Regions from separate parts of the Homo sapiens genome. Here all the other regions are linked to region 2. A link is a contact called in ENCODE Hi-C or POLR2A ChIA-PET data. All regions are on one chromosome and are shown on one strand. Each heading gives the region's core, a stretch centred on a gene start or an enhancer-like site at or near the end of the contact. The rest is flanking DNA. Distances are from core to core; before and after follow the strand shown. Region 1 holds the start of EBLN2 (endogenous Bornavirus like nucleoprotein 2). Region 2 overlaps GXYLT2 (glucoside xylosyltransferase 2). Region 3 overlaps PPP4R2 (protein phosphatase 4 regulatory subunit 2).

What was found. Hi-C counts contacts between places; a loop is a spot of excess contacts on that map. ChIA-PET counts read pairs that join two places held with the same protein, here RNA polymerase II (POLR2A). Pooled maps may share reads with other maps.
Region 1: a map of Right ventricle myocardium inferior shows a loop between it and region 2 (12-fold over the local background). The contact joins the promoter of EBLN2 here to the enhancer-like site in region 2. A Hi-C loop is called at or near these places in 4 of 168 maps with a recorded cell type or tissue (Right ventricle myocardium inferior, heart left ventricle, left ventricle myocardium inferior and 1 more), 1 of 37 single-sample maps with no recorded cell type and 9 of 50 pooled maps. POLR2A ChIA-PET finds 5 or more read pairs at or near these places in 4 of 52 experiments (GM12878, MCF 10A, T-cell and 1 more).
Region 3: a map of Right ventricle myocardium inferior shows a loop between it and region 2 (3-fold over the local background). The contact joins two enhancer-like sites. A Hi-C loop is called at or near these places in 2 of 168 maps with a recorded cell type or tissue (Right ventricle myocardium inferior and heart right ventricle) and 9 of 50 pooled maps. POLR2A ChIA-PET finds 5 or more read pairs at or near these places in 4 of 52 experiments (GM12878, activated CD8-positive, alpha-beta memory T cell and activated T-cell).

What each region holds. Positions count from the first base shown.
Region 1 is chr3:73,058,720-73,062,908 of GRCh38, reverse strand. EBLN2 (endogenous Bornavirus like nucleoprotein 2) reads right to left here and starts at 1,250. Exons shown (of 1, transcript NM_018029.4): 1 at 1-1,250. The coding sequence starts at 827. The coding sequence ends at 9. It overlaps PPP4R2 (protein phosphatase 4 regulatory subunit 2), which reads right to left. Exons shown (of 9, transcript NM_174907.4): 4 at 3,779-3,872; 5 at 1,849-1,886.
Region 2 is chr3:72,959,785-72,963,717 of GRCh38, reverse strand. The region is part of intron 5 of GXYLT2 (glucoside xylosyltransferase 2); the gene reads right to left. Among named protein-coding and RNA genes, the nearest start is that of PPP4R2, 35 kb to the left of the region's middle. Within about 2 kb of position 2,322, at least 10 of the 41 ENCODE cell types and tissues checked have a DNase peak (open chromatin) inside an H3K27ac peak, as active enhancers do; they include left ventricle myocardium inferior, where a contact is called at or near this core.
Region 3 is chr3:73,039,424-73,043,814 of GRCh38, reverse strand. All of the region lies in intron 2 of PPP4R2 (protein phosphatase 4 regulatory subunit 2), which reads right to left. Among named protein-coding and RNA genes, the nearest start is that of EBLN2, 20 kb to the left of the region's middle. Within about 2 kb of position 2,019, at least 2 of the 41 ENCODE cell types and tissues checked have a DNase peak (open chromatin) inside an H3K27ac peak, as active enhancers do.

The DNA of each region.
Region 1 (4,189 bases), core at 1-2,500, 100 kb before region 2:
CTTGGCAACTAACTTGACTTGCGTAGCTTGTGTAGAGGGGATTCAAAGTCTCCAAATAGAAGTGTGAACATTAATTCTCCAACCCATGGTCTTGAGCTGATCCAACCTATGGCTGATTCTGCATTGCAGCTGATTAGCAGATCAGCACTCTCACCATGTGAAAGTCTTCCAATAGATGCCATCATTGCCTTGAATCGTCTCTGAACTTGGAGACTGCTGGTGCAAATCTTATCACTTGATCCAGCCGCAATGCCTATCAAAAGGTCACAGCAGTGGCGGAGAACTGATGACTTCTCAAGGGCAATAAAGTTAGGCATATCTTTGAATCTGCTAGCATAAGGAGTACCCCTTTCCTCGTTCTCATTCCCAACCACAGTATTAGACCTCTTGCTCACACCAACACTCAGTAATGCCTGGTGTAACCCATCAAATATGAAACACAAGAATACTAAACTTGGGGTCACAGGGTGGAAATGAGATTTATGTGCTGGGTCTAGCATAGACTTGGCTGCTTTTTTAATGTCCTTAATATCCCCAATGCTGGGTTGGGGTTCCAATGCATCCAGTGGATACTGTCTGTTTTTCCCAGATAGCTCAAATCTTCCTTGAAGGTCAGGGAGCCCACTCCTGTCCATTGCGTCATCTCCTGGGCTGCTGGGCTGTGAGTCCTTTCTTAGATGAGACATTGTGGAAAATTGGTTCCGACTTAATTCTTTAATTTTGTTAAGAATCATAGGTCTAAAAGATCTTTTGTAAGATCTGTCACAGACCCAAACAAAAAGACTGTGAGAATTAACATAAGCATACAATTTAAGAAAATAACCCATTATTAGTCGCTATGACTTGACTCTGCACTTCTTTACCATTTTTCCAAAATACCTCACGTTCATGAGCAAAACAAAACATATTTTGCTTCATAAAAGAAATTTTTATCATGTATACATTTTAATAGTTTTTCTGTCAAGAAATATAGTATGGGATTATTTTAGTATCTTATTTAGCAACATAACTATATTCTTGGGAACATTCTAAAAACAAATTGACTGGGCTGGGTGTGGTGGTTCACATCTGTAATCTCAGCACTTTGGAAGGCCAAGGCGGGAGGATCACTAGAGTTTAAGGCTGCAGTGAGCTATGATCACTCATCACCGCACTCCAGCCTGGGTAACAGAGTAGTCTATGAAAGCAGAGCCAGATTAACCTTAAACCAATGGTTCTCAGCAGGGGACAACCTCCCCTCCCTGCCTTTCACATCTCCAAGAGACATTTGGCAATGTCTAAAGATATTTGGAGAGGGGAACACTACTGGCATAAGTGGGTAGAGGTCAAGGACAGTGCTAAACCTCTTATAATCCCCAGGACACCCACTCACAACAGAATTATCTGGTACAAAATGTCCATAGTTCCAAGGTTGAGAAATTGTATCCAAATTTAATTCTTACTTTGCTATATCTAAATCTTGACAACTGGAAATATTTTCCATCATAAAGAGAAAAGCCATCAAGTAGTTATTCCAAACATGGGAATTATGCCCTAGAGACACCCTGGAAAGGCATCTAGAATGGCATCTCAGGGCAATGAGTGCCACCACAGTATGTAAATCCAACAATATTAAAATTACAGTAAATCACCAATCTCTTTAATCCAAATCTCTTTAATGGAAAAAACATATAGATAATGTTATTAGTAATATTCTACTTTGGGGACTGAATGGTAGGTTCACAAGTATGTTATCACACTTAATTACATATTAAATAAATTCAGTCTATTTTAAGAATAATATATTAGAAGCAATAAAATGATTAAATATAGTAAATAATATACTAGAAATAGAAAAAATATACTTACTCTGAAGAAGGATAAACACAGCTAACAACCATCACATTCTGCAATAACAAAAATCAGTGATTTAGTATGAAGAAAAGTACTACAACATAAAGTTTCATCATTTTTGTTTCTAAAATCACTCTGGTGGGTTAAATTCCCATTGATTCTAATTTTGCTAGTAAAGGAAAATGGTTAAAAATGAAAACTGGTGAAACAGCAAAAACTAAAACAATAACAAAGGACCAAAAGAGAATATCCTACTCAGCCACTAATTTTTTTTTTCCTATACTTATTTTTTACCCTAATCTAGTTATTCTAGACCCGTAACATCATACACTATACGTAGTAGAGTAACTAAGCTCAGATGGAATCAACAAAGATGTTGAGAGATTGAAGTACTTAAGACATATGTAATTGATTTTCCTTACAAAGCAACACCCAATCCACGGCTTGTTGTGTTGCATCATATATCCCACAGAAAGAGACTCAAACCTTTTTTGTAATATATTTATGATCTTCCCAGTAAAAATAACTTTACTAATATTCAGTGTTCACTGAAAGTTTAGTATGAGTCACAGTAAGTGTTTTGCATTTAATCCCCCTCCCAGCCCTATTATTAACCACATTTTACAGAGGAGAAAACTAACTGGCCCAAGGTCACACAACTATGAAACACTGCAACCCTGATTTAAAGGCAGGGCACCTGGTATGACTACTGTAACATATTGCTACTTTATCTGAAAATCTCCAAAATGTAATTATTACAACTCCTGGAGCTGAAAAGTAAGTACTGATGAGCCATCTCAGTTTCCTGGCCTTTGGGGATATTATTCAATTGAGTGTACAGAGGATCAACAAAATATATTAATCCAGTATGGCCACAAAAACTACTGTAAATCACTATGTAATGGTTTTTGATTCCTGTTCCCAGGGTAAAATAAAGTGGATTTGAACCAGATCCTTAAATGAACAGGGGAGTGTTTCCGGACCAACCATCAACTGAAAATTAGAACTCATTAGTCCAATCTTGGTTCTCACAGGGCTTCCTTCATTTTTCACTCAAGACAAGTCAATTTCTTACTTTTCATTCCCTTAAACACCTTGAATCTTTGTTCTTCACACCATTTCCTTTTTTTTTTTTTTTTCTGAGACAGAGTCTCACTTTGTTGCCCAGGCTGGAGTGCAATGGTGCCATCTCAGCTCTCTGCAACCTCCGTCTCCCAGGTTCTAGCAATTCTCCTGCCTCAGCCTCCTGGGTAGCTAGGATTACAGGCGTGCACCACCACGCCCGGCTAGTTTTTGTATTTTTTGCAGAGACAGGGTTTCACCATGTTGGCCAGCCTGGTCTCGAACTCCTGACCGTGATCCACCCACCTCAGCCTCCCAAAGTGCTGGAATTACAGGCATGAGCCACCACACCCAGCCCACACCATTTCCTTTATTCAGAATACCCTTCCCTTATTCTAACACTCCCTCAACCCCCTCCACACACAAACACTAATGTTTATCTCTAAATCTGACCTGCATCTTTCTACTCAATACCTCATTTACATGCTTGGCACCAGTAAGTTTCCAAAGTTATGTACCTTTGAACTCCAGAATTGAGAAAATGAATTCCATGTGTAAGTTTATAAAACACTCTATAAAGTTAAAATAGCAATTATAACTTCACAGAACCTTTAATAAGTTGATATACACTATGAATTTCCAAGAAATAATAAGCTGCTTTCACCAAACTTCAATGACCAACACACAAACCCTCCTCTACCCGGTCCTATTAAATCTCTCTGTAAAACAGAATGCAATTTGGAAAACAATTTGGGAAACTCAAGGTAGGCTGAAAAACATATTTCAAGAAGTGGTACCCGAAACAGATCTTACTCAATGTTCTTTTCTAAAATAAAAGCTATTACACCACAGCATAATATAATTCCAATAATAAAATAAATACCTTTTCTACTCCTCTGAGAAATTTGTCTGTTCCTGTATAGTTTCTCCTTGGATCTGTTAACAATTCACATAGTCGCTGAATAGTAAAAGGGATACTGCAAAAAAATATAATTTTACAGTGTGAGATCACTGATAATCAAGAAAACGAGGAACATTATTTCTTTTGCTAGGTAAAGCTGTATCTAGTCACCCATGTATTAAGCTACAAAAGAAAATGCTATAATAGGGAAATAAATGGATGAGTCATTTAAAAAAAGACAATAAAATAAGCATACCTTTCTATTTAACAAAAAAACCATTCTCCCTTCCTTTAAAAAGCAATAAAGGTGGGGGGGGAGGGAGGGGGGAATGGTTAACGGGTACAAAAATATAGTTAGAATGAATAAGATCTAGTATTTGATAGCACAACAGG
Region 2 (3,933 bases), core at 1,073-3,572:
CTGGGCAACAACAGTGAAACTCTTGTCTCAAAAAAAAAAAAAAAAAAATTAGCTAGGCATGGTGGTACACACCTGTAATCCCAGCTACTCAGGAGGCTAAGGCAGGAGACTCACTTGAGCCCAGGATGTGGAGGTTGCATTGAGCCAAGATTGTGCCACTGCACTCCAGCCTGGGCAACAGGGTGAGACTCTGTCTCAAAAAAAAAAAAACAAAAAACTCCGGACCTCAGGTGATCTGCCTGCCTCGGCCTCCCAAAGTGCTGGTATTACAGGCCTCTACTGTGCCCAGCCAGAGTTTCGTATTTTTAGTAGAAACAGGGTTTCGCCATGTTGGCCAGGCTGGTCTCGAACTCCTTATCTCAAGTAATCTGCCCGCCTCAGCCTCCCAGTGCTGGGATTACAGGTGTCAGCCACTGTGCCCAGCCTACTCCTCTCCTTATATTTCTGATTATTTCATACTCTTGGGATCTCTAAGATTATGAACTAGTTTATGCCTGATCATTTTAACTTCATGGTAATACAGGCTTGCTACATTTTTATTTTTATTTTTTATGTATTTTTATTTTTTAGTAGAGATGGGGTCTTGCCACGTTGCCCAGGCTGGTCTTGGACTCCTGGCCTCAAGCAATACTCCCTGCTCAGCCTCCTAAAGCGTTGAGATTACAGGCATAAGCTCCCACACCCGGCCTCGCTTAATACTCTGTATCAATAGAACGGAGGCTGTTCAACTGCTCTGCTAATAGTTTTTTTGTTTTTTTTTTTTAATGTCCCATCCTGGAACTGAGATTTCCTAGCATTCTCTTTTTCCTTATTTCAGAATGCTCCTTGTTCCAAAAAAGGCAATTACTTTTTTTGAGAAGGCTTTTCTGATCACACAATCTAAGGAAGCTCTTCTCTCTCCAGCCTTGAGGGTCTCTCTCTCAACCCCTCATTTGTTTCCTCCATCTCATTTATCACAATTTGTGATTTTGAACAACTAGTTATTCTTTAGGAGTCTACCTTCTACCTCCTCCAACAAAAGGTAGGCTTCATGAAACCAGTAACTTTGTTTAACTCATCTGTTGCCATATTCCTGGGACCTAGCCCTGTGGCTGGCACATAGTGCTCAAAAACTAGTGCTGAATGAATGAATGAAATGCAACTTATACCTCCTTTCACCAAATGCATCTTTTCCCTTTCTCCAGCTTTCTATCTCCTTTCTCTCCTGAACTTCTCTTTTCTCTCATTTTCCTTGCTGTGGCTCTTTCTCTTCCATTTATTAATACTTTTCCCCTTCACTCCCTTCTCTTAATTCCATTCATTCAACCAAACAACACTTCTGAACACCAACTCCATTTAAAGCACTGAGCCTTGCACTGTGAAAGACACAAAGTTGACACAACCCCTTCTCACACAGACCATACAATTTTTATCCTTTTCTCTTGCGTTTTACATCAGGGCTCATGAACTTCCTAGACTCCTGAAACAGTGATTTGTTACCAGTTTCCTAGAACAGTCCCAATATGAAATAACTGGGCTTGTCAATCCCACAATGCAGCACTCATAACTGCCTGTTGCTGGGTGCTTTGGTGTGGTGAATATACAGTGTGGTTGCACGCTCAAGGGCAGGGCTCCAGTGACCCCAGGCAGGATGAGAATAAGGCCCTCCTGGAGCCATTGAAGAGACTTGTCCCATGTGAGTGAGTCCTGCTCCTTGAGGTTCCCATGAACTCCTCCTGCCTCCCTAGTATCACACACTTGACTCACAATCTACGTGTACTCCATGGGCATTTCAGCTCTTCTCTCTTCCCTCAGGCAGAATTCTGCCTCTACGCTAGCCTGATGCCCTGCCTTATCACTTATACTTGGCTGGTTTCATTTTCTTCCCTACCCACATCTCAGTTTTCTAGAAATTGCCCTTGTAGAAGGAGCAGACCTATGTGGTCACGTTTGAGAGAGGAAAATGCCTCATGACTTTGCCCTTCTAGAGCCTGATCAAGGGTGGTCTCCCAAATTAAAGAGAATTCAGTCGCAGCTGGGCTGGGCCAGTCTCTCTCTCTCTCTTTTTTTTTTTTTTTTGCTAAGAATTCAAATTAGGAAACAGAGGAGATCCATCATCATTGATTGTGGACTTGTGAAAATGTATTCACTTGGGGTTGACAATCAGGTTGGGCCATGGGCAAACAGAGAATGTGGTCTGAGAGACAGAATAGAATCAGACTGGCACGGAGAGAAGCAAAGATCACAGAAACCATGAGGCCTCTGAGAGATGAAGAAACTACTTTGGTCCTTGGCAACTTCCCAAGGCCAGTTCTCATGAAGCCTGGCTTGATTTGACTCGTGTGATCATGAGACTGCCCCTGGCCTCTTACAGTATCTGCCCTCACTTAGCTGGCCTGAGTGGAGCTGTGTTCCCTGAAACCTAAGTGCATTCATCTAAACACATCTTCCTATATAGAATTCTCTTTTGGTTCCTGTCAGATTTATCCCTTCTATAGAACTCTGCTCTTGACTCAGACTCACCTTTAAGAGTGTGAACTCAGTTTTCCACCCCTTGATGAAGCTGCGTTGGCTCACCTGCCAGGAAATGTCCTGTGAACTGTCCTGAAAGCCCCCACGCGTTTCAGCTATCTCAAGTCAGTCTATTACCCAGCACTGCAATTATGCACCCACAGGCATTTACTATCTAATTATAGCAAGAGTTTTAAAACACTTTCTAGCTAATGACTTTTAAACACATTTTAAAAAGCGGTGTTATCAGATACAAGACACTATAATAATGACAACATTTCCTGATGTGTGCTACAGGTTTTATGTGCATTGGTTCACCCATGGCAACCTGAAGAACCATAACAATAAACATGTTTATCTGCTGTGCCGTGGCCAATACTGTCTCCCTCTCTCCTTTCCAGGGATAAAGGTGACAAATCTTTTTTTCAAATACAGTTTGTTCTGGTTTGTGGAAAGTACTCTGCAATCAATATACATGAAGAGAAACCTTACAATGTGATAGATATTGCTGGATCTCAGTTCAAAGATCCCATGTTTAATCAAGTACCTGGGTAAAGTATGAAATAGGAAGATCAAATGCAGGCTGTACGAAGGACAGTCAGGGAGTTAACCTAACAATCACTCATCTAAAACCAGAAAACTTGGTTATTTACTTGATACTGTGCAGAACCAGGATTTAGAACAACGTCACGATTATTTTCCAATATCCTGTTTTACTCAATGGATCTCAGATGGAGAGTGAAGAAGCAATTAAACTCCTCTGGTTTCAGCCCCAGTTAAAGACAAGGGACTCCTGTTTAATTGCAAAGCTGCTTACGACTGCCTTCGGGTATTATTTATTTACTCACTAATCACATCCTCAAATAATCAGCAACAGGCTAAGAGGAACTGGGGAGGCAACTGTGTGAATCTTTTGGATTCCTCAATTTGGGAATATGGACAGGGAGACTTAAATTAGATCGTTTTGGCCACATGACAAAGAGGAAAATGCAGTATTTAAAGAAAAGGGCCGGGTGTGGTGGCTCACGCCTATAATCCCTCAAGTGATCCACCAGGAGGATCAAAAAATTACCTGGGCATGGTGGCGGATGCCTATAATACAAAAATTACAAAAATTAGCTGGGTGTGGTGGCAGGTGCCTGTAATCCCAGCTGCTCGGGAGGCTGAGGCAGAAGAATCGCTTGAACCCAGGAGGCAGAGGTTGCAGTGAGCCGAGATCGTGCCACCACACTCCAGCCTGGGTGACAGAGTGAGATTCCGTCTCAAAACAAACAAACAAACAAACAAACACAAAACCGGTCATGGTGGCTCATGCCTGTAATCCCAGCATTTTAGGAGGCCAAGGAGGGTGGATCACCTGAGGTCAGGAGTTCGAGACCAGCCTGGCCAACATGGCGAAACCCTGTCTCTACTAAAAGCACAAAAATTAGCCAGGGGTGATGG
Region 3 (4,391 bases), core at 770-3,269, 80 kb before region 2:
TACTGGCAATAAATTGTACACTTCAAATAGTTAAAATGGTAAGGTTTACATTAGGTATATTTCAATAGGTATTTCCCCACAAAGAAGATACACAAATGGCCAATAAGCATATGAAAAGATGCTCAGCATTATTATCTATTAGAGAAATGCAAATCAAAACCACCCATTTCACACCCACTAGGGTGGCTATAATCAAAAAGATGAATAATGAACGAGTGCTGGGTTGATGTGGGGAAACTGGTAATGTCATACATTACTGGTGGGAAAGTAAAATGGTGTAGTTGCTTTGGAAAGTACTTGGGCAGTTCCTCAGAAAGGTAAATGCAGATTTGTAATCCAACAATTCCATTCTATTAAATGAGTGAATTATGTATTTTAAAAGTATGCTATTACTTTTAAAAATGGTGAGGATAATTAAAAGCTATTTGCATGATTAGTTTTTTCCACCTTTCCCTATCCTATTTTAGAAAGGGGAATTTGAGGTTTAACAAGCAGAATTTTTAATTTTTAATTTCACAGAATTTTTGATATGCCTAATATTAATCCTTATTAATGTACAATTGCTTTTGGTTCCTAAAATTTATCTTTAAATTTTATGAGACTCTCCACATGCACTTCATACTTAAACATACCAGGGCAAGTTATACTGAAATAGGACGCTTATACTTTTCATTTCTTAAATTAATAATTTTTTGTGCTTTTAATAATCACCAATTCATAGCGTGAGTTCAGATTTCCATATGCACAGAGTCTTGTGGTGTGTTTTAATCTCATCTTTCCATTAACCATCTGACATGACATGTTTGCGGTCCAAAAAAAGCACATTAATGGGAACAGCCAGACAAGAGGTATGGGATCCCAGGTAATGGAAATTCTGAAGAGATTCAAAGACTCTATGGCACTAACTCATGAGACAGAAATTAAGCCCCATAAATTGACATGAATTATGAACACACTGTAGTCTTAACTTTCAAATAAATCAAGCAGTTACTCTAAATTAGATCAATACGATGCAATTCAAGTGATACTATTCCACATATATATATGGGGAGGGCATTCATAAAATGTGAAAGATACAGCTTTTTGATGGAGGACAACTATTTGATAAAAACAAAAACAGAAAATGCTTCCCTAAAAGTTATATAATTCAGGGGCCAGGCGCGGTGGCTCACGGATGTAATCCCAGCACTTTGGGAGGCCGAGGCGGGCTTATCACAAGGTCAAGAGACCAAGACCATCCTGGCCAACATGGTGAAATCCTGTCTCTACTAAAAATACAAAAATTAGCTGGGTGTGGTGGCACAAACCTGTATTCCCAGCTACTCGGGAGGCTGAGACAGGAGAATTGTTTGAACCCAGGAGGCGGAGGTTGCAGTGAGCCAAGATTGCAGCACCGCACTCCAGCCTGGGTGACACAGCGAGACTCCATCTCAAAAAAAAAAAAAAAAAAAAAGAAATTATATTCAGGCACAAAAAACAGGCCATGCGCAAATCAACTAAAAACTTGGCAACAAAAACAATTTCTTAGGAATGTACACTCACTGGATGAGTAGAAATGAGAACAAAAAAACCCTTGGCTTTCAATATGAAAATCAAATTATTCTAAAAAGATGCTCATAAGACATAAACACATTTTCAACTTCAGAACAAATTTCTCCACATAAAATCCCCTCCAATAAAATACATACTCAAAATTTAAATCTACTTTACTGAAATTAACTCAATAATGTACTGAAATTAATCACCATTAACTAAGTAGCTTCACCTCCCTTCACTTCCTTTTTCTTCTCCCCTTCCATTTTCCCATTTTTGCAGTTTCTCCTGTAGGAAAGTACAATTCATATCTCTAATAAATATATCCTGGTGCTAGATTTTACATTGACCTTTTTTCTCCATAGGAACTCACAAGTTCATATTCAAACATGTTTCTCTCACAATTCTCTAAAGGCTAAAGGTATTTTCCAGAGGCTTAAGGACAGAAAATCCATCTTTTCTTTTCCCAAGTGGTGCTACAACAATTTAGTGGCCAGCGGCCAACCACCTTAACGTACTGGTTCCTAACATTTCCAGTTCTACTAAGATTACTCTCTACTCAGCCTATCTGCATTGCACACAAAGTGTGAGGAACACTAAGAGCACAACAAAGCTCAGGAGAGTCCTACTACTATTAGCTACTCCAAAGGATAGCAAATACTGCACCATTTATAAACATCAAACGGGAATCTGAGAAGAATGAATAAATAAAATCTAATGGAGATGATCATTCATTAAAGGTGACAGGCTTAAAATACACTTAATGTTTAAAAGGCAGATATTTCAATCAGATGACTTAAAATGTCAAATAATTCAGTCTTAATTATATGACTGAGGCAAACAAAACAAGTATATTTAATCTGAATACTGAATTAAATAAGTGAAAGATCTGCAAAAGTAAGAAAACACTGAGTTGCTTACATAAAATTATGACATTTTTAAAAGGACTAATTTTAAAACACAAATTACTCTCTCTATAAATGGGGCACGAAACAAGAGATTCTTTTACATTATCATTCCACATCATATTACATCTTGTCGACTAACTGAACATTAAAATAGATCAGTGGAACAGAAGAGAGCGGAGAAGCACACCCACACATATATGAAAATCTGATATATGGTAAAGGACAGATTAGTCAGTAAACTGAAAAATATTGAGACTACTCCAAAATGTTAATAGGATTTAAAAACTAAATAATGTGTTTTTTCTGATTACATTAATAGTACAGCCATTATAAGAAATAATAAAGACATAGAAGTATGTATCCATAATCTGCAGTCAACCATCATCACTAAAGTAACATTTTAATATATTTTTCAAATTTGACATCCTAATATTCCTTTTTCCCTCCTCCTTACTCACTACGGGTATTTGCATGGGACAAACAGTCTTTGAGGGCAAGATTTTTAACTGCACCACGTATTTGTGCCATAATTTATTAATCACAGTTTAAAAAAATATTTAGGGCTGGGTGCGATGGCTCACGCCTGTAATGCAAGCACTTTCGGGGGCTGAGGCAGGCAGATCACCTGAGATCAGCAGTTCAAGACCAGCCCGGCCAACATGGTAAAATCCCACCTCTACTAAAAATACAAAAATTAGCCAGGCATGGTGGTGAGCGCCTATAATTCCAGCTACTGGAATTACAGACAGGCTGAGACAGAAGAATCGCTTGAACCCAGGAGGCAGAGGTTGCAGTGCGCCAAGGTTATGCCACTGCACTGCACTCCAGCCTGAGTGACAGAGCAAGACTGTCTCCAAAAAAAAAAAAAAAAAAATTAGGTCACATCTACTTCATTACAATTAAAAATAATTATGTAGTTATGTGATTAACAGCCTAATAATAAACCCTGTAGGCATCTATTTATCACCTGAGGATAGATTTCTGTAAGTGAAATTATTGAGTCCGAAGTATGAAGTACATACGTCAAGACTTTTGTTTCAACCTTCAGAAACTCCCCAGACACCATGTACCATACTTTGTAGTGTCATCAGTAATATAAAGCAACATGTTACATTTGAGTATGATAACCTTTCAAAAATTCTGTCAATATGCTAGTAGAGAAACAGTTTAATTTACATTTCCTTCATTGCTAGTGAAATGGAATATTTTTACCTGATTTTGACCACAAGACACTTGTTTTATGTGTTAACAGGTCCTTTGCAATCCCTCATCCCAGGGCTTCTTCAATTTTGGCACTACTGACATTTTCTTTTTTCTTTTGGAGACAGAGTTTCACTCTTGTCGCCCAGGCTGGAGTGCAATGGCGATCTCGGCTCACTACAACCTCCGCCTCCCTGGTTCAAGCAATTCTCCTGCCTCAGCCTCCTAAGTAGCTGGGATTACAGGCACCTGCCACCATGCCTGGCTAATTTTTGTATTTTTAGTAGAGACGGTGTTTCGCCATGTTGGCCAGGCTGGTCTCAAACTCCTGACACTTCAGGTGATTCGCCGCCTTGGCCTCCCAAAGTGCTGGGATTACAGACGTGAGCCACCAGGCCCGGCCACTGCTGACATTTTCAAGTTGGATAGAATTCTTTGTCACAGGAGGATGTCCTTTGTACTGGAGGATGTGGAGCTACATCCCTGGCCTCTACCCACTAGAAACCTGCAGCACACCACCCACTCCAGTTGTGACAACCATAAATGTCTCCCAACATTATCAAATGTTCCTTGGGAGTCAAAAATTGTCCCCAGTTAAGAACCATGGGCCCATTCCCCACCTCTCTAAAATTATCTGTCTTTTGCTTATTTTTGTGTTATGGAAAAGGTAAATTATGTGATACAATTATGAACAGAATTTTTGGATTCTCATTTTGTACTGACTGCTTCAAAGGTAAAAAGTATTGTTTT